Regions from separate parts of the Homo sapiens genome. Here region 2 is linked to region 1. Evidence: chromatin loops called from intact Hi-C (ENCODE). Cell type or tissue: IMR-90. All regions are shown on one strand. Each heading gives the region's core, and the rest is flanking DNA. Links, peaks and the distances in the headings are about the cores only. Region 1 overlaps GOLM2 (golgi membrane protein 2). Region 2 overlaps CTDSPL2 (CTD small phosphatase like 2).

The links. Hi-C counts contacts between places; a loop is a spot of excess contacts. Peaks named below come from ENCODE experiments on the same cell type or tissue, not always from the same donor. Only the 100,000 strongest peaks of a DNase experiment are listed, where the experiment ranks them.
Region 2: it touches region 1 in a loop (2.1-fold over the local background); 1 of 110 quality-filtered maps calls a loop at or near these places.

What each region holds. Positions count from the first base shown.
Region 1 is chr15:44,350,493-44,360,020 of GRCh38, reverse strand. The region is part of intron 6 of GOLM2 (golgi membrane protein 2); the gene reads right to left. It also overlaps the pseudogene GAPDHP43. Among named protein-coding and RNA genes, the nearest start is that of GOLM2, 67 kb to the right of the region's middle. In IMR-90, for the core only: no CTCF peak of the experiment used is centred there; no DNase peak of the experiment used is centred there.
Region 2 is chr15:44,483,750-44,493,277 of GRCh38, reverse strand. CTDSPL2 (CTD small phosphatase like 2) reads right to left here. Exons shown (of 13, transcript NM_016396.3): 3 at 8,916-9,054; 4 at 6,578-6,727; 5 at 2,279-2,494. Among named protein-coding and RNA genes, the nearest start is that of EIF3J-DT, 48 kb to the left of the region's middle. In IMR-90, for the core only: no CTCF peak of the experiment used is centred there; DNase peaks (open chromatin) are centred at 2,477 and 3,607; H3K27ac peaks cover 492 bases.

The sequences.
Region 1 (9,528 bases), core at 610-8,609:
GTGGTGACAAAATCTCTCAGCATTTGCTTGTCTGTAAAGTATTTTATTTCTCCTTCACTTATGAAGCTTAGTTTGGCTGGATATGAAATTCTGGGTTGAAAATTCTTTTCTTTAAGAATGTTGAATATTGGCCCCCACTCTCTTCTGGCTTATCGAGTTTCTCCCGAGAGATCCGCTGTTAGTCTGATGGGCTTCCCTTTGTGGGTAACCCGACCTTTCTCTCTGGCTGCCCTTAATATTTTTTCCTTCATTTCAACTTTGGTGAATCTGACAATTATGTGTCTTGGAGTTGCTCTTCTCGAGGAGTATCTTTGTGGCATTCTCTGTATTTCCTGAATCTGAATGTTGGCCTGCCTTGCCAGATTGGGGAAGTTCTCCTGGATAATATCCTGCAGAGTGTTTTGCTTGTTTGTTTGTTTGTTTGTTTGTTTTTGAGACGGAGTCTCGCTCTGTTGCCCAGGCTGGAGTGCAGTGGTGCAATCTCAGCTCACTGCAAGCTCTGCCTCCCGGGTTCAACCCATTCTCCTGCCTCAGCCTCCCAAGTAGCTGAGACTACAGGTGCCTGCCACCATGCCTGGCTAATTTTTTTGTATTTTTAGTAGAGACGGGGTTTCACTGTGTTGGCCAGGATGGTCTCGATCTCCTGAACTCGTGATCCGCCCACCTCAGCCTCCCAAAGTGCTGGGATTACAGGCATGAGCCACTGCGCCTGGCCTCTAATTGTTAAGTTTTAAGAGTTCTTTGTATATTTTGCATAGATCTTTTATCAGATATGTCTTTTACAAAATTTTTCTCCCAGTCTTGTCTTCTCTTGACATTTTCACTCACAGAAGTTTCTAAATCTTTTTCTTTATTATTATTATTATTTTTTGAGACAGAGTCTCGCTCTGTCACCCAGGCTGGAGTGCATTGGCGCGATCTCAGCTCACTGCAACCTCCGCCTCCCTGGTTCACGCCATTCTCCTGCCTCAGCCTCCCTAGTAGCTGAGGCGCCCGGCACCACGCCCAGCTAATTTTTTTGTATTTTTAGTGGCGATGGGGTTTCACCATGTTAGCCAGGATGGTCTCGATCTCCTGACCTCGTGATCTGCCTGCCTCAGCCTCCCAAAGTGCTGGCATTACAGGCGTGAGCCACCGTGCCCGGCCAGAAGTTTCTAAATCTTAATGAAGTCCAGCTCATCAATTATTTCTTTCATGGATCGCTACTTTGGTGTTGTATCCAAAAAGTCATTGCCATACCCAAGGTAATCCAGGTTTTCTCTTGTTGTCTTCTAGTTTTATACTTTTGCATTTTCTATTTAGGTCTATGATCTATTTTGAGTTAATTTTTGTGGAGGGTATAACGTCTATGTCTAGATTCATTTTTTAAAAATCTAGTTGTCAGCACCATTTTTTGAAAATACTGTCTACCCCATTGTATTGCCTTTGCTTCTTTGTCAAAGACCAGTTGACTATATTTATGTGTGTCTATCTCTGGACTCTCTGTTCTGTTTCATTGGTCTATTTCTCTGTTTGTTGACCAATACCATACTGTCTTGATTACTGTAGCTCTAATATTAAGTCTCGAGGTCGAGTAGCATCAGTCGTCCAACTTTTGACTTCAATATTGTGTTGGCTATTCTGAATGTTTTGCTTCTCTATATAAACTTTATTTTGTTTTGTTTCTTTGAGACAGAGTCTCGCTCTGTCACCCAGGCTGGAGTGCATGAAGTGCTCTTGGCTCACTGCAACCTCCGCCTCCTGGGTTCAAGTGACTCTCATGCCTTAGCCTTCTGAGTAGCTGGGATTACGGATGTGCGCCACCACACCCAACTAATTTTTGTATTTTCAGTAGAGACAGGGTTTTGCCATGTTGGCCAGGCTGGTCTCAAACTCCTGGCCTCAGGTGATCTGCCTGCCTTGGCCTCCCAAAGTGCTGGGATTACAGGCTTGAGCCATGGTGCCTGGCATGCCTCTCTATATAAACTTTGGAATCAGTTTGTCAATATCCACAAAATAACTTCCTGGGATTTTGACTTGGATCATATCAATCTATAAATCATACTCCGAGGAACTGACATTTTGACAATACTGAGTCTTCCTATCCATGAAACTCAATAGCTCTCCATTTATTTAATTCTTCTTTGATTTCATTCCTTAGAGTTCTGTAGTTTTCCTTATATAGACCTTTCACACATTTTATTAAATTTATACCTAAATAATTGAATTTTGAGAGTACTACTATAAATGGTATTGTATTTTTAATTCCAAATTCTATTTGTTGACTGCTGGTATATGGAAAAGTGATTAACTTTTGTATATTAACCTTATATCCTGCAACCTTTCTATAATCACTTACTAGTTCCAGGAGCGTTTTTGTCAGTTCTCTTGGGTCTTCTACATATAAGATAATGACATCTGTGAACAAAGAGAGTTTTATTTCTTCCTTCCCAATGTGTTTACCTTTTGTTTCCCTTTTTGCCTTATTACACTAGCTAAGACTTCCAGTATAATATTAAAAAGGAGTGGTGAGAAGGCACATCCTTGCCTTGTTCATGATGTTAGGAAAACTTCTAGTTTCTCATCACTAGGTATGTTGTTACTTGTAGATTTTTTTGTAGATATTCTGTATCAAGTTGAGAAAGTTTCCCTGTATTCCTAGTTAACTGTGTTTTTATCATGAATGAGTTTTGGATTTTGCCAAATGCTTTTTCTGTATTCACTGATATAATCATGTGATTTTTTTTTTAGCCTGCTAATACGATGAATTATGTTACTTGATTTTTTAATATTAAACCAGATTTGCATACCTGGGATAAATCCCACTTGCTTGTGATACACTTTTTTCTTTTTCTTTTTTTTGGGGGGCGGGTGGTGGTGGGGACAGGGTCTTGCTGTCACCTAGGCAATGATGTGATCTTGGCTTACTGCAGCCTCCATCTCCTGGGCTCAAGCAATCCTCCCATCTCAACCTCCTGAGTAGCTGGGACCACAGGGGTGTGCCACCACACCTGGCTAGTTTTTGTATTTTTTTATAGAGATGGGTTTTTGCCATGTTGCTCAGACTGGTCTTGAACTCCTGAGCTCAAGCAATTTGCCCACCTTGGCCTCCCAAAGTGCTAGGATTACAGGCATGAGCCACTGTGCCTGGCCTATAATTCTTGTATACATTGTTGAATTCAACTTGCTAATATTTCATTGAGAATTTTTGCATATAAGATCAAGAGAGATATTGGTCTGTAGTTTTGTCTCATCTAAGATCATGAGAGACATTGGTCTGTAGTAGTGTCTTTCTCTGGTTTTGGTACTGGCATAACAATGGCATCATAGAATGAATTAGGAAGTATTCCCTCTGCTTCTATCTTCTGAAAGAGACTGTAGATAAGGGGTATAGTTTCTTCTTAAATATTTGGTAGAATTCACCGGCAAACCCATCTGTACCTGGTGCTTCCTGCTTTGGAAGGTTATTATTGATTCAATTTATTTAATACATATAAACCTGTTCAGATTATCTTTTTGTAGAGCTGGCAGACTGTGTCTATCAAGGAAGTGGTCTAGTTCATCTAGGTTATCAAATTGGTAGGCACAGAGTTGTTCATAGTATTCCTTTATTTTCCTTTTAATGTCCATGGGATCTGTAGTGATAACCCTCTTTCATTTCTGACAGAAGTAATCTGTGTCCTCTCTCTTTTTCTCTTAGCCTTGCTAGAGGCTTATGCATTTTTATTAATACTGTCAAAGAACCAGCTATTGGTTTCATTGATTTTCTCTAATGATTTCCTGTTTTTAATTTTATTGACTTCTGTTCTAATTTTTTATTATGTCTTTTATTTTGCTTACTTTGGATTTAATTTGCCTTTTTTTTTTCAATTTCCTAAGGTGGAAACTTAAATGACTGATTTTAGACCTTTCTACTTTTCTAACATATGCATTCACTGCTATACATTTCCCTCTAAGCATGACTTTCACTGCATCCTATAAATTTTGATAAGTAGTGTTTTCATTTTCATTTAGTTCAAAATATTTTTAAATTTCTCCTGAGATTTCTTCTTTGATCCATGCATTATTCAGAAATAGTTGTTTAATCTCCACATATTTTGGGATTTTCCAGTTATCTTTCTATTATTTTATTTTATTTTTGGCTGAGTACAGAAGACTTTATTGACGGTACATGACAAGGTGGGGGCTCTCTAGACCCCTCCCATTCTTCAGGGGATATGGCATGAAAACTGTGGTGGAGGGGAGCTTCTTGGTGTGGTGGGGGACGGAGTGAGGCAGGGACTCCTCAGCAGCTGAGAGCCTCTCTTTTTCTCTCGTGCTCTCACTAGGGCTGGTAGTCCGGAGGGCTGTTATTCCTTGGAGGCCATGTGGACCATGAGGTCCACCACCCCGTTGCTGTAGCAAAACTAATTGTCATACCAGGAAATTAACTTCACAAAATGGTTGCTGAGGGCAATGCTAGCCCCAGAATTAAAAGTGGAAGAGGGAGTGTCACCGTTAAAGTCACAGGGGACAACTTGGTGTTCAGTGTAGCCCAGTGTGCCCTCGAAGGGCCTTCCGATGCCTGCTTCACCATCTTCTTGAAGCCATCATATTTGGCAGGTTACTCCAGACAGCAGGTCAGGTCCACAACTGACACATTGGTGGTAGGGACGAGGAAGGCCATGCCAGTGATCTCCCCATTCAGCTCAGGGATGTCCTTGCCCACAGCCATGGAAGTTCCAGTAGATGCAGGAATAATGTTCTGCAGAGCTCCACAACCATGACGTCACAGTTTCCCAGAAAAGCCATCCATAGGTCTCCTGGGTGGCAGTGATAGCAGGGACTGTGGTCAGGAGTCCCTCCATGATGCCAGAGCTATCATGGATGATCTTGGTCAGAGAATGCTAAGCAGTTGGTGGTGCAGGAGGCAATGCTGATGATTGTGAGGTTGCTTTCGTACTTCTCATGGTTCATGCCCATCAAACAGGGGGTCAAAGGCAGCAGAGATGATGACTCTTTGGCTCTCTCCTCTAAGTGTGCCCCAGCCATATACAAGATAGTGAAGACACCAGTTGACTCCACAACACAACCAGTGCCAGCATCACTGCATTTGATTTTGGTGGTATCTTGCTCCTGGAAGATGGAGATAGGATTTCCACTGATGACAAACTTGTGATTCTCAGCCTTGACAGTGCTGTGGAGCTTGCCACTGGTGGAATCATACTGGAACATGTAGACCATGTAGCTGGAGTCAGTGAAGGGGTCACTGATGATGACAATATCCACTTTGCCAGAGTTAAAAGCAGCCCAGTTGACCAGATGCCCAGTACAGCCAAATGTGTTTACTACAACCTTCAATTTCACCAACTGTCTCAGGGACATGGCTGCTGCTGCATGGCTGCTGCTGCATGGCTGCTGCTGTGTCCTTTATCACACAGAAGGAACAGAGAGCCTATCTTTCTCTATTGATTTTCAGTTTAATTCCACTGAGGTCTGAGAGTAGACATTATGTGATTAATATTTTTTAAAATCTGTTTTATAAGTATTTTTTTGTGTGTGGTTGCTGTCTCATTTTATTTTATTTTATTTATTTATTTTTATTTTATTATTATTATACTTTAAGTTTTAGGGTATATGTGCACAACGTGCAGGTTTGTTACATATGTATACATGTGCCATGTTGGTGTGCTGCACCCATTAACTTGTCATTTAGCATTAGGTATATCTCCTAATGCTATCCCTCCCCCCTCCCCCCACTACACAACAGGCCCTGGTGTGTGATGTTCCCCTTCCTGTGTCCATGTGTTCTCATTGTTCAATTCCCGTTTTATGGTCTATCTTGGTGAGTGTTCTGTGACAGCTTGAGAAGAATGAGTCCCTGCTGTTGTTGGATGAAGTGGTTAATAGATGTCAATTACATACAGTGGATTAATACTAATTACCTATAATTTTTTGAGGAAATGCATTACTTACATTTTCTTCTTCTAATTTTTGTGGGTACATGGTAGGTGTATATATTTATGAGGTACAGGAGATATTCTGATACAGGCATACAACGTGTAATAATCACACCAGGGTAAATGGGGCATCCATCACCTCAAGCATTATCTTTTGTGTTAAAACCCAATTATACTCTTTCAGGTGTTTAAAAACATAGAATTAAACTATTATTTAGTCACTCTGCTGTTCTATCAAATACCAGACCTTGTTCATTCTTTCTATTTTTTGTACCAATTAACCATCCCCACTTCCCCCTTACCCTTCCCCAATAAGCTTCACAGCCTCTGGTAACCATTATTCTACTCTCTATTCCCATGAGTTCAACTATTTTAATTTTTAGTTCCCACCACAAATAAGTGAGGATACGTGAAGTTTGTCTTTCTGTGTCTGGCTTATTTCACCTAACATAATGACCATAGTTCCATCCATGTTGTTACAAATGACAGGATCTCATTCTTTTTTAAGGCTAAATAGTACTCCAATGTGTATATATACCACATTTTCCTTATCCATCATCTGCTGATGAGCACTTAGGTTGCTTCCAAATCCTGGCTACTGCGAATAGTGCAATAAACAAGAGAGTGCAAATATCTCTTTAATATACTGATTTCCTTTCTATATATATATTTTTCTGCATATGAATGCCAGGTCATATCCTTTCTCTTAAGTACATACCTAGCAGTGGAATGGCTAGATCATATGGTAGCTCTATTTTTAGTTTCTTGAGGAACTCCAAACTGTTCTTCATAGTGGCTGAACTAATTCACATTCCCACCAATGGTGTATGAGGGTTCGCTTTTCTCCATATCCTTGTTAGCATTTGTTATTGCCTGTCTTTTGGATACAATCCATTTTAAACAGGCTAAAGTCATATCTCATTATAGTTTTGATTTATGGTTCTTTGATGACCAATGATATTGAGCACTTTTTCATATATCTGCTTTGCCATTTGTACGTCTTCTTTTGACATATGTCTATTCAGACCTTTTGTCTATTTTCTAACTGAATTATAAGATTTTTTTTCTTATATGGTTGTTTGAGCTCCTTATATAGTCTGATTATTTATCTCTTGTCAGATAGATAGTTTGCAAATATCTTCTCCCATTCTGTGGGTTGCCTCTTCACTTTTCTTTTCTTTTCTTTTTTTTTTTTTGAGATGGAGTTTTGCTCTTATTGCCCAGGCTGGACTAAAATGGCGCGATCTGGGCTCACTGCAACCTCTGCCTCCCAGGTCCAAGCGATTCTCCTGCCTCAGCCTCCTGAGTAGTTGGGATTACAGGTGCCTGCCACTATGCCCAGGTAATTTTTGTATTTTTAGTAGAGACGGGGTTTCACCATGTTGGCCAGGCTGGTCTCGAACTTCTGACCTCAGGTGATCTGCCGGCCTCCCAAAGTACTAGGATTAAAGGTGTCAGCCACTGCACCTGGCTACTCTTCACTTTTCTGATTGTTTCCTCTGTTGTGCAGAGCTTTTTTAACTTGATGTCATCCCATCCGTCCATCTTTTCTTTGGTTGCCTGTGTTTGTGGGGTTTTACTCAAGAAATCTTTGCCCAGTCTGATGTCCCAGGGAGTTTCCCCAATGTTGTTTTTAGTAGTTTCATAGTTCAGGTCTTAGATTTGAGTCGTAAATTCATTTTGATATGGCTTTTGTATGTGGTGAGAGACAGGGAGCTAGTTTCGATCTTCTGTGTATGGATATTCAGCTTCCCCAGCACCATCTAATGAAGAGACTGTCCTTTCCCCAGTGCATATTCTTGGCACCTTTGTCAAAAATGAGTTCACTGTAGATGTATGAACTGTTTCTAGGTTCTCTATTCTGTTTCATTGGTCTATGTGTCTGTTTTTATGCCAGTACCATGCTGTTTTGGTTACTACGGCTCTGTAGTATAATTTGAAGTCAGGTTATGTGATTCCTCCTATTTTGTTCTTTTTTCTCAGGATAGCTTTGGCTATTCTAGGCCTTTTATGATTTCATATAAATTTTAGGATTGTTTTTTCCATTTCTGGGAAGAATGTCATATTTTGATAGGGATTGCATTGAATCTGTGACTGCTTTGGGTAGTATGAACATTTTAACAATATTGATTCTTCCAATCTATGAACATGGAATATCTTTCCTTTTTGTGTGTGTGTCCTCTTCAATTTCTTTCACCAATGTTTTACAGTTTTCATTGTAAAGATCTTTCATTTCTTTGGTAAAGTTAATTCCTAGGTATTTTATTTGTAGCTATTGTAAATGGGATTATGTTCCTGATTTCTTTTTCAGATTATTCGCTGTTGGCATATAGAAATGCTACTGATTTCTGTATGTTGATTTAGTATGCTGCAACTTTACTGAATTTATCAGTTCTAATAGTTTTTTGGTGGAGTCTTTAGGTTTTTCCAAATATAACATCACCTGCAAACAAGGATAATTTGACTTCTTCCTTTCCGATTTTGATGTTCTTTGTTTGTCTGTGTTTTTTTTTTTTTTTTTTTTTTGAGACAGAGTCTTGCTTTGTTGCCCAGGCTGGAGTGTAGCGGCGCAATCTCAGCTCACTGCAAGCTGTGCCTCCCGGGTTCACGCCATTCTCCTGCCTCATCCTCCTGAGTAGCTGGGACTATAGGCACCCGCCACCACGCCCGGCTAATTTTTTGTTATTTTTAGTAGAGACGGGGCTTCACCATGTTAGCCAGGATGGTCTCTATCTCCTGACCTCGTGATCCACCCAACTCGGCCTCCCAAAGTGCTGGGATTACAGGCGTGAGCCACCACACCTGGCCACCTTTCTTTCTTTCGTCTGATTGCTCTAGCTAGGACTTCCAGTACTAGGTTAAATAGCAGTGCTTAAAGTGGGAATCCTTTCACCTTCCTTTCTGATTTGGATGTCCTTTATTTCTTTCTCTTTTCTTATTGCTCTAGCTAGGTCTTCCAGTACTAGTACTGGAAGTCTAGGTCAAATAACAGTACTAGATCAAATGACAGTGGTGAAAGTGGGCATCCACTTCGTGTTCTAGATCTTAGAGAAAAGGCTTTCAGTTTTCCCTCTTCAGTATGATACTAGCTGTGGGTCTGCCACATATGGCTTTTATTATGTTGAGGTATGTTCTTCTTTCTACATCCAGTTTTTTGAGGATTTTTATCATGAAGAGATGTTAAATTTTATCAGATGCTTTCTCAGCATCAATTGAAATGACCATATGGTTTCTGTCCTTCATTCTGTTGATACGACATACCACATTAATTGAGTCATGTATACTGAAGCATCCTTTCATCCCTGGGATAAAACCCACTTGTTCAATGATACATGATCTTTTTAATATGTTCCTTAATTCGGTTTGATAGTGTTTTGTTAAGGATTTTTGCACCAATGTCCATCAGAGATATTGGTCTGTGGTTTTCTTTTTCCTTGATGTGTCTTTAACTGGTGTTGGTATCAGGCTATTACTCGTCTCCTAGAATGAGTTTGGAAGTATTCCCTCCTCCTCTATTTTTCAGAATAGTCTCAATAGGATTGGTTTTAGTTTTTCTTTAAGTGTTTGGTAGAGTTCAACAGTGAAGCCATTGGGTCCCGGGCTTTTCTTT
Region 2 (9,528 bases), core at 511-8,510, 130 kb before region 1:
ATGCCTCTATCTATACTCTCATGATCATCCCAATCAGAGTAACTGCAATGTGACACACCATGTCATTTAGCTCACTTCTTTGTAGCAGCACTCACCATACTGTATAGTGATGTTTCTGTATATTTGGCTCTTCAATTAGATCACAAACTCCTCAGGAGTCAATTCATCAACAGTTCCAATCACAAAAAAAAAAGGTGCTCATAAATGCTGGGAGAATAAATGAATGACTGTGACAACTATAGTATATCTTAATTTTCCCTTCTAGAAACCGCTAAGTTACAGAAATCCTTTCTCCATCTTCACAGTTGTCAGAAAAAATAAATAAAAAGGCTTATACAAGAGCATGAAAATACAGAACAAACATCGAACAGGAAGCCAAAGCCCTGAACTTTAGTCTATACTTTATTAGTCTTATACCACTGGGCAAAGTAATAAGCATAAAATGATGGGTCAAAGGTGGGTTAAATTGCAAATATTACCCACAAAAGAATGAACGTAATTGTATTGATTTGACTGTTAGATTCTGTATTATTTTTAAATTCTGAATTTAACATTATACATATGAATCTTTCACTTGATGACTTTAAAATAAACCTATTTTGCTGCTTGTCTCTTCACGTTGGTATTACTGGATTGCATTATATAGAAGTTTCATAATTGTATCATATTTTCTTTAAATGTTTTCTGCTGTGTCAATTACTTTTTTAAAAGTTTCCTTTTTATAGCTGAGAGAAGTACAGATGCTCCTAGACTTATGATGGGGCTATATCCCAATAAACCCATCATAAGTCACAAATATCATAGGTCAAAATGCATTTAACACCCTGATAAACCCATTGTAAAGTAAAAGAATTGGAAGTTGAACCACTGTAACTCAGGAACCATCTGTATATTATATTTCCTTAAACCAAACTATGTTTCTTTTTTTCTTTTGTCTTTCCCAAGACTGGATCTTGCTCTGCTGCCTAGGCTGGATTGCAGTGGCTCAGTCATAGCTCACGGCAGTCTGGAATTCCTGGGCTCAAGCAATCCTCCCACTTCAGCCTCCTGAGTAATTAGGACTACAGGCACATGCCACCATCCCCGGCTAATTTAAAAAAATTTTTTTTGGCCGGGCGCAATGGCTCACAGTTGTAATCCCAGCACTTTCGGAGGCCGAGGTGGGCAGATCATTTGAAGTCAGAAGTTCGAGACCAGCCTGGTCAACATGATGAAACCTGGTCTCTACTAAAAGTTAAAAAAAAAAAATAGCTGGGAGTGGTGTCACATGCCTGTAATCCCAGCTACTCAGGAGGCTGAGACAGGCGAATCGCTTGAACCCAGGAGGTGGAGGTTGCAGTGAGCCAAGATCATGCCACTGCACTGTCCAGCGTGGGCGACAGAGTGAGACTCCACCCCAGACAGGGTCTGGCTCTTTTGCCCAGGCTGGTCTCAAACTCTTGACCTCAAGCAACCCTCCTGCCTTGGCCTCCTGAAGTGCTGGGTTATAGGCCCCAGCCATCATGCCTGGCCCCAAACTATGTTTCTTAACTAATATATATTTACTGCGCTCTCTCAAATACCTGGTACCACAATAAACAACAACAACAAACACAAACAAACAAAACAAATTTAAGATAAAATCTCCATGCCCTAATAAGAAGATGGCCTTCTTCAGTTTTATTTCTGCTTTTAAGAATGGTGGAACACAATTCCATCTTGTACCCTGTCTATCCACCACAGTACTCAGAGGTAATGAAATTCCTGATCCATATGTTTCCACATTTCAAGGACAAATGGCTCCGAAACCCAATAATTATGTTTGGCCTTTATAAGGTTCCAAGTCAGGCTGCAAACTTAGGTATATAGGGAGATCTAGGAACAGAAGCAGTTTTTGGGGGGATGTCATTGATGTAATCAAACAAATCTGAAGGTATGAGACTGCCTCTAGCTAGTGACCTCAGACATAAGGGTCTAAGACTTGTGCAATAATAATAAGGATATTCATAAACATGAGCATATATTTTGTTAGTTGTATTAAATTTCTCCAAGCAATAAGATTAGTAGTAATAATTAAACTGTAAAATGACTAATACTTAGTCAAAATCTTTTAAAAAATTTCAATTTCAAAATGACTTTGGATTTTTGGGACAAAGCTTTGTTTCCAATTTTAACTTTTTCTTAACTTCCAGGAAGAAAAACCTATGCATATAATGTGCTCATTTAAGAAAAAATATGAAATACTGTTATTTTTTATCAACTACTCATGAAGATGTATAAGAAAAGAAATTTTCTTCACCTGTAAGGGGTGGGATATCACGATTAACTGTTTCTTCTGCTTCTTCTAAACCATTGTTTAGTGATGGTCTCACTTGAACTGCTTGATTTGAGTAAGCTGCTCCATTAGTTGATGTAGTAGTACTGGTAGTGATCTCATCCACCTGTTCCATATCAAGTTGTTTTACTATTTCTTCAGCTTCCACAGCCTGTCCTGGAGAATCTGATCCTGACGTTCCTGAAATCATGATTCAGTGTACTATCATCATTTAAAAATGCACCTATTTAGAAAAACTAAATGCAGCATCACCGTACAATATATTTATTTAGACTGATCATTCCTGCAGGAACAAAGCTGAGTATATTGCTTTTAGAGAATCTTTGCTAGCTATTTCAAACAATGAAGAATAAAGACTTACAGGCTAGAGTAACATTTGTGAGCAAAGTTTCTGCATCCTAGTCATGTGTGCAATTGTAATTTTTCAACCAGAGGTATCAAAAAATTAGCTGTTCCCCTAATCATGAGAACCTTTTAATTAAAAGATATAAAAATAATTTCTCAGCAAAACTCCATCTCAATAACAAAGACTGGGCCAGGTGTGGTGACTCATGCCTGTAATCCCAGCACTTTGGGAGGCTGAGGCAAGCAGATTGCTTGAGCTCAGGAGTTCAAAACCAGCCTGGGCAACATGGCTGTCTCTACAAAGAATATAAAAACTAGCTGGGTGTGGTGGTGCACATCTGTGATCCCAGCTACTCATGAGGCTGAAGTGGGAGGATCGCTTGGGCCCAGAAGGAGGTCAAGGCTGCAGTGAACGGTGATCGTACTATTGCACTCCAGCCTGGGTGACAGAGCAAGACCCTGTCTCAATTAAAAAAGAAAAAATAATAATCCCAGGTCTTTCCATTTCCTTCTGGAATCTTCCAAATGTCATTTTAAACAAAAATAACAAAAAAAATTAACCTCCAATATTCTCAACTTCCTTACAGAACATTCCTTCTCCCTTGTTGCTTTAAGTTTAACCTCTTTCCTAAAAGGTTTTTCTGATACCCTTCCCTCAATGCTCTTTATTCTCCCATACCAATATACTAATTGAATCAGAATTCATTTATCTCCATTGCTACTATCCAATCGCTGGTTTTCCACTAATGTGCAAAAAAAGTCTGCTCTTTTGAGACTGATGTCACATGGCTATATAATTCTTCACTTATCCTCACTGCTGGCACCTACCATCTACTGCCAGAATCCTCTCAATCGCAAAGAAGTTTAATACATAGCTACTAGTTTACTGCTCTATTTAACACAGTATTTTTTCTAGTTGTTATTACAGATGATGTCAATGACTCATCCAATGACTAATCCTCAAAGTTCTTGCCCTCTTCAGCTCCAACCACCTTCACTCATACTGCTCTATATCAGTTACTACCATAGCTATAACCTGGACATTAACACTGAGAAACTTCACCTCTGAAGCCTAAAATTCTAATACTGTATTAACCACTTAGCACAACCTCCTAACCCTCAAATTATATATCTCATACTCCCATTATATGTGATCTTCAAACTTGATAAAGGCCAGTCTGTTTAATTCCAAACACGTCCCTCAAACACTTCTTCTCAACCCTCCTCATCTAGTTAGACTTCGTGGTGTATCACTTAAATACACTGTCAAACTGGCAGCCTCAGTATCCTTGATCCCTCATTCCTCCACTGTCATCCATCAAGAAATCCCTCTTGAATCAACGTAACCAACAGGCTTCTCAGACCCTAGTTGCAGGCTATGGAACAAAAAATACAATTACAAAGACTGGTCATAATCCAAATAAAACAGAGACACAGAGACAGGGAAAGGCAGGGGGAGGGGAGGAGGTAGGTGGGGGGGAGGGGGGAAGAGACAGATGTGGGAGTGGAGAGAGAGGTTGTGTGTGTATGGGGTGGGGAGAGAGAGACAGAGACACACACAAAGAAAATATCAATGTAAACCTTCACTATTCTTCCCAAGTCCCTTCCACTAGAACTATCATTAATGACACCATCTCTTCCTTCCAAGAAAACTCTATCAAACTTCAACTCCTTCTTCCCCAGACATCTATTTCTGTACACACCTTCAGAGATATACACACCTTCAGAGATTCTTTACTTCAGCATGAGGGGAAAATATTACTACTGGGGTTTGTTTTTTTTGTTTTGTTTTGTTTTTTGAGATGGAGTTTCACTCTTGTTGCCCAGGCTGGAGTGCAATGGTGCGATCTCAGCTCACTGCAACCTCGGCCTCCCAGGTTCAAGCAATTCTCCTGCCTCAGCCTCTTGAGTAGCTGGGATTACAGGTGGGTGTGCGCCACCATGCCCAGCTAAATTTTTTTGTATTTTTAGTAGAGATAGGTTTCTCCATGTTGGTCAGGCTGGTCTTGAACTCCTGACCTCAAGTGATCCGCCCATCTCGGCCTCCCAAAGTGCTCGGATTACAGGCGTTGAGCCACCGCGCCCAGCCTGAATATTTTTATTTAAATATTTCATGGCATCTCAAACTCAGCATGGTCCAAATTACACTCAATTATCTATCTCCCAGGAACTTTATTTTCCTTGAATCTTCTACTCTTGTGCCATCTTCATCTCTATTCTCTTTCACCTCCAATCTGCACCAAAAATGTGTCTATTTTCTATCCTCTGATCCTTCCTGTCTTCTCTAATACAATTAAGGTCTCATCAAGTCTCACACAAACGACTACAAGTCTACTAATTGTTCTACCTGCCTATGGCCTCTTCAGAATCTAGTCTACACACTACTGCCCAAGTGATCTTTATAAAACATAGATCTGATCGTATTATTCACCAGTTTAAAACCTTTCAGGCCGCTCTGCCTATGGAGGAGGAGCCATTCTTTATTCCTTTTTCTTTTTTTTTTTTTTTTGAGACGGAGTCTTGCTCTGTCACCCAGGCTGGAGTGCAGTGGCATGATCTCAGCTCACTGCAGCCTCCGCCTCCTGGGTTCAAGTGATTCTCCTGCCTTGAGTAGCTGGGATTACAGGCACATGCCACCACATCCAGCTAACTTTTGTATTTTTCTTTAGTAGAGACATGGTTTCACCATGTTAGTCAGGCTGGTCTTGAACTCCTGACCTCATGATCCACCTGCCTCGGCCTCCTAAAGTGCTGTGATTACAGGTATAAGCCACGGTGCCCGGCCTATTCCTTTACTTTCTTAATAAAATTGCTTTCACCTTGGGGAAAAAAACAAAACAAAACAAACTTTCAATTATCCCATACTTGAATAAAGTTCATCATCTTACTATGTTAGCTCTATTATATGACTTCTTCATAGCTCTCCTACCTTATCCCTTCTCAAATGCAATGTTCCATCAATTACAAACTACAAACAGCTCTCAAATACACTATGCTGTTTTCTGCTGCAAGGCCTCTACGCATGCTGCTCCTTCTACCTGGAATGGCTTTTGCCACTTTTCCAGATTCGGCTTTTCTTTCAAGCCTTTTGTGAGCCACTACCCCTGCCACCCAGAAGACAGGACCATTCCATTCTTTTTATTTTTTTTTACGTGGACCCCCTACTTGGCTGTCCAAGCTTGAGTGCAGTGGTACAATCACAGCACACTGCAGCCTCAAACTCCTGGGTTCAAACTGCTGGATTGAAGCATTCCTCCCACCTCAGCCTCTGGAGTAGCTAGGACTACAGGCGTGCACTACCACGCCCAAATAATTTTTACATTTTTTTGTAGAGACAGGGTCTCACTATGTTGCCCAGGCTAGTCTCAAACTCCTGCCCTTGAGCAATTCTCCTGTCTTGGCTTCCCGAAGAGTTCAGATTACCGGCATCAGCCACCACACCCAGCTCCCAAGGAGCTGTATATTATTAATGAGGTGGAAAACATACACGAGACATTGACAAAATATGCTAATAAAATAAAAAAGATCTTTTTAAAAACTATGTATTTTTTTGCTGGGCACAGTTGCTCACATCTGTAATTCCAGCACTTTGGGAATCCGAGGTGGGCGGATCACTTGAAGGTCAAGAGTTTGAGACCAGCCTGGTCAACATGGTGAAACCCCGTCTCAACCAAAAATACAAAAAATATTAGCCGGGCATGGTGGCAGGTACCTACAGTCCCACCTACTTGTAAGGCTGAGGCAGGAGTATTGCTTGAACCTGGGAGGCAGAGGCTGCAGTGAGCGGGGAGATCGCGTCACTGCACTCCAGCCTGGGCAACAAAGAGAGACTTCGTCTCAAGAAAAAAAAAAAAAAAAAACCCAAACTATGCATTTTTTTAAAAAAAATCCAAATCACAGTTAACAGTTTATACTTACCATTTTTATTTGCTGGTGAAAAAAAGTTGAAGACAGGTGAAAATATGGTCCCCAACAAAGTAGTCCTTGGAGGACTGCCAGAGGAAGGATTATCTTCTAATTTTCCATTTTGTTTTACATGTTGATTTGTCATTTCATAACTACCAGCTTCTAAAAAAGAAACAAGAAAAAAGTCATGATCTAGAAAACACTGAATTTCAGAAGTGTGTTATAAATCATTCATTATAGAAGTAACTCTTTTTCCCTCAAAATACTTCACGAAAGCTAATTAATGTTAATGTTCAGGAAAGCTTATTAAAGAAACATTGAGGTAAATTACTCGTAAGTCAAATGCTCTTTATGTATCAATGTGTTTATAATGCTAATATTTACTGAGTTTTTTCAAAGTAGATTTACACCTATAGACTGAAAGGCTTCAAATCAACACAGTATAACACAAAATGAAGAAAATTCTTTGTAAACAAGCAAACTAGTTCCCACCAACTAAAACACAAATAATTTTATTTTTGTTTACATTCTAGGACGGTTCTAATTCATAAAACCTTCCCTCACATCTGCTTCTATCTAATGAATGACAGCGAAATGAATAGAGGCAACATAACTCTACTGAAGCAAAAGGCTATATATAGCAGTGTCAAAAATTACTTATGGACACTGAGACGCCATCTCAGAGTGGCTAGGGAAAATAATTTTAAGTTTCCTGTAAATCAAAATGTTCCACAGATCTTTTAAGAATATAAAAGTAAAATCAATCAACTGTTCTAATTAATCATCCTTTGATTCTCCTCAACTTTTGATGTCTACAACACTTATTTCCTTCTTTGCTATGGTTCTTTTAACTTGTTTCTTTCTCTATTTTGTCCCCCTTGTCTTGTCTCAGTCTTTTTCTCCCTCCTGGTTTGTTTTTTCTAACAATAAAGATATATTGCTGCACTGGGCAGAGACAAGGGGAGAAATTGCTGCTGTGTTTAAGATAGCATTCGTTAAAACAGTACTCCATACTCTAAAGCAGGGGTCCCTAACCCCATACCCACTGGTACCAGTCCGCAGCCTATTAGGAACTGGGCCGCAGAGCAGGAGGTGAACAAGCATTAACGCCTGAGCTCTGCCTCTACTACCTTATCTGCAGATAAGCTGCTGCATTAGATTCTTTTAGGAACACGAACCCTACTGTGAACTTTACATGCAAGGGATCTAGGTTGTGCGATCCTTATGAGAATCTAACTAATGTCTGATGATCTGAGATGGAACAGTTTCATCCTGAAACCATTCCCATCACTGTCAGTGGAAAAACTGTCTTCCACAAAACTGGTCCTTGCTGCCAAGAGGTTGGGGACTGTTGCTCTAAAGTGTTATTCTTTATAGCTGTCTCTGCTTTTCCTTAATGCTATTCTCCTTCTTTTTGACTTTGAGGAGTTTCTCTGCTATGCAACAAGGTATTGACAGAGTTTATCAACAGCGGCAGTATTGACATTTCAGTCTAATTCTTTGTTTTGAAGAGCTGTCCTGTGTATTGTAGGATGTTTAACATCTCTGACATCCACCTAGTAGACACTAGTAGCCACCCCTCCACAAGTTGTGACAACCAAAAAGGTCTCTAGATATTGACAAATGTCCCTTGGAGGAAAAAATCACCCCTAGTTGAAACCTACTGGACTAAGTGATGCAAGTCCCCTCTGAGCTCTTAAGTAGAATAATCTAGGAAGAAATTTGGTATATATTTCAATTAAATTAAGTCACAATTATTATTGCTTTAAGAAATGAGTTTATTTAGATGTTCAAAATGTTGATCCACATACATTTTTATGCTAAATAGCATAAAGGTATATACTCTATCTTTACTTACTTTAATTCAAAGTAAGATTCAAATTAGCACATTTTTATTTCACTTCATGTTACTAATAATACAAAGATTACAAAATTAAGGCAAAAATTACTCAAAGTAGTTTTGTTTTGTTTTTGAGACAGAGTCTCACTCTGTCACCCAGGCTGGAGTGTAGTGGCACAATCTCAGCTTACTGCAACCTCTGCCTCCCGGGTTCCAGCGATTCTCAACCTTCAGCCACCTGAGTAGCTGAGATTACAGGCATGCGCCACCACGCCTGGCTAATTTTTTGTGTGTGATTTTAATAGAGACGGGGTTTTGCCACGTTGGCCAGGCTGGTCTCAAATTCCTGGCCTCAAATGATCCGCCGACCTCGGCCTCCCAAAATGTGAGGATTACAGGCATGAGCCACTGCACCCGGCCTCAAAGTAGAGTTTTAAAAATAGATAAGAAATGTGTCAGGTGAGATCTCTGCTTACACCTAAATAAAACAGTATCTAAATATTAACAAACCTCCATTTACTTGACTTTTCCGTCTTACTCGAGATATCTGTTTGTTAGGTTTTTCTCCTGCTCTTGGTGTTGACGTGATCAAATTGTTATCTATATCACGTTCAATTCTACTCCGTTTTGAAGGATTTTCTCTCTCTTCCTTAAGATATAAGAGAAAAAAAAACACACTAAGCACAATCATTCTGCCTTACAGGTTACAATATTAAAATGAAAAAATACGGTATAATATACTTTCCTCTGCTTTTCATATCCAGGAAAAACAAAATGCAATTATAGGTAATATCAACACAGAAAAAATTTGACAGGGCTGTAAGAACATGAATGCAATTACAATATACAAATACAATTACAGCATCCCTACAATTCAGATCCCTTCCCCAAGGTCCATTAAGTTTTCCATGCTATCAAAATATTGAATTATAGAATGTGCTCTGAATCTTCAAAAGCTTTCCCTCATTTTTAGAAGTGTCCTTAAGAACAGAGATAATTTCCTTAAGCAACTCAGGGTAGGAGAGGGAGCCCCACTGAATGTGCTGGCAAGTCACATATAGCCCAAAAATAGAGGGTGGGGATAAAGGTGGGGCCTGGCACTGCCACACCCGCACTGCCTACC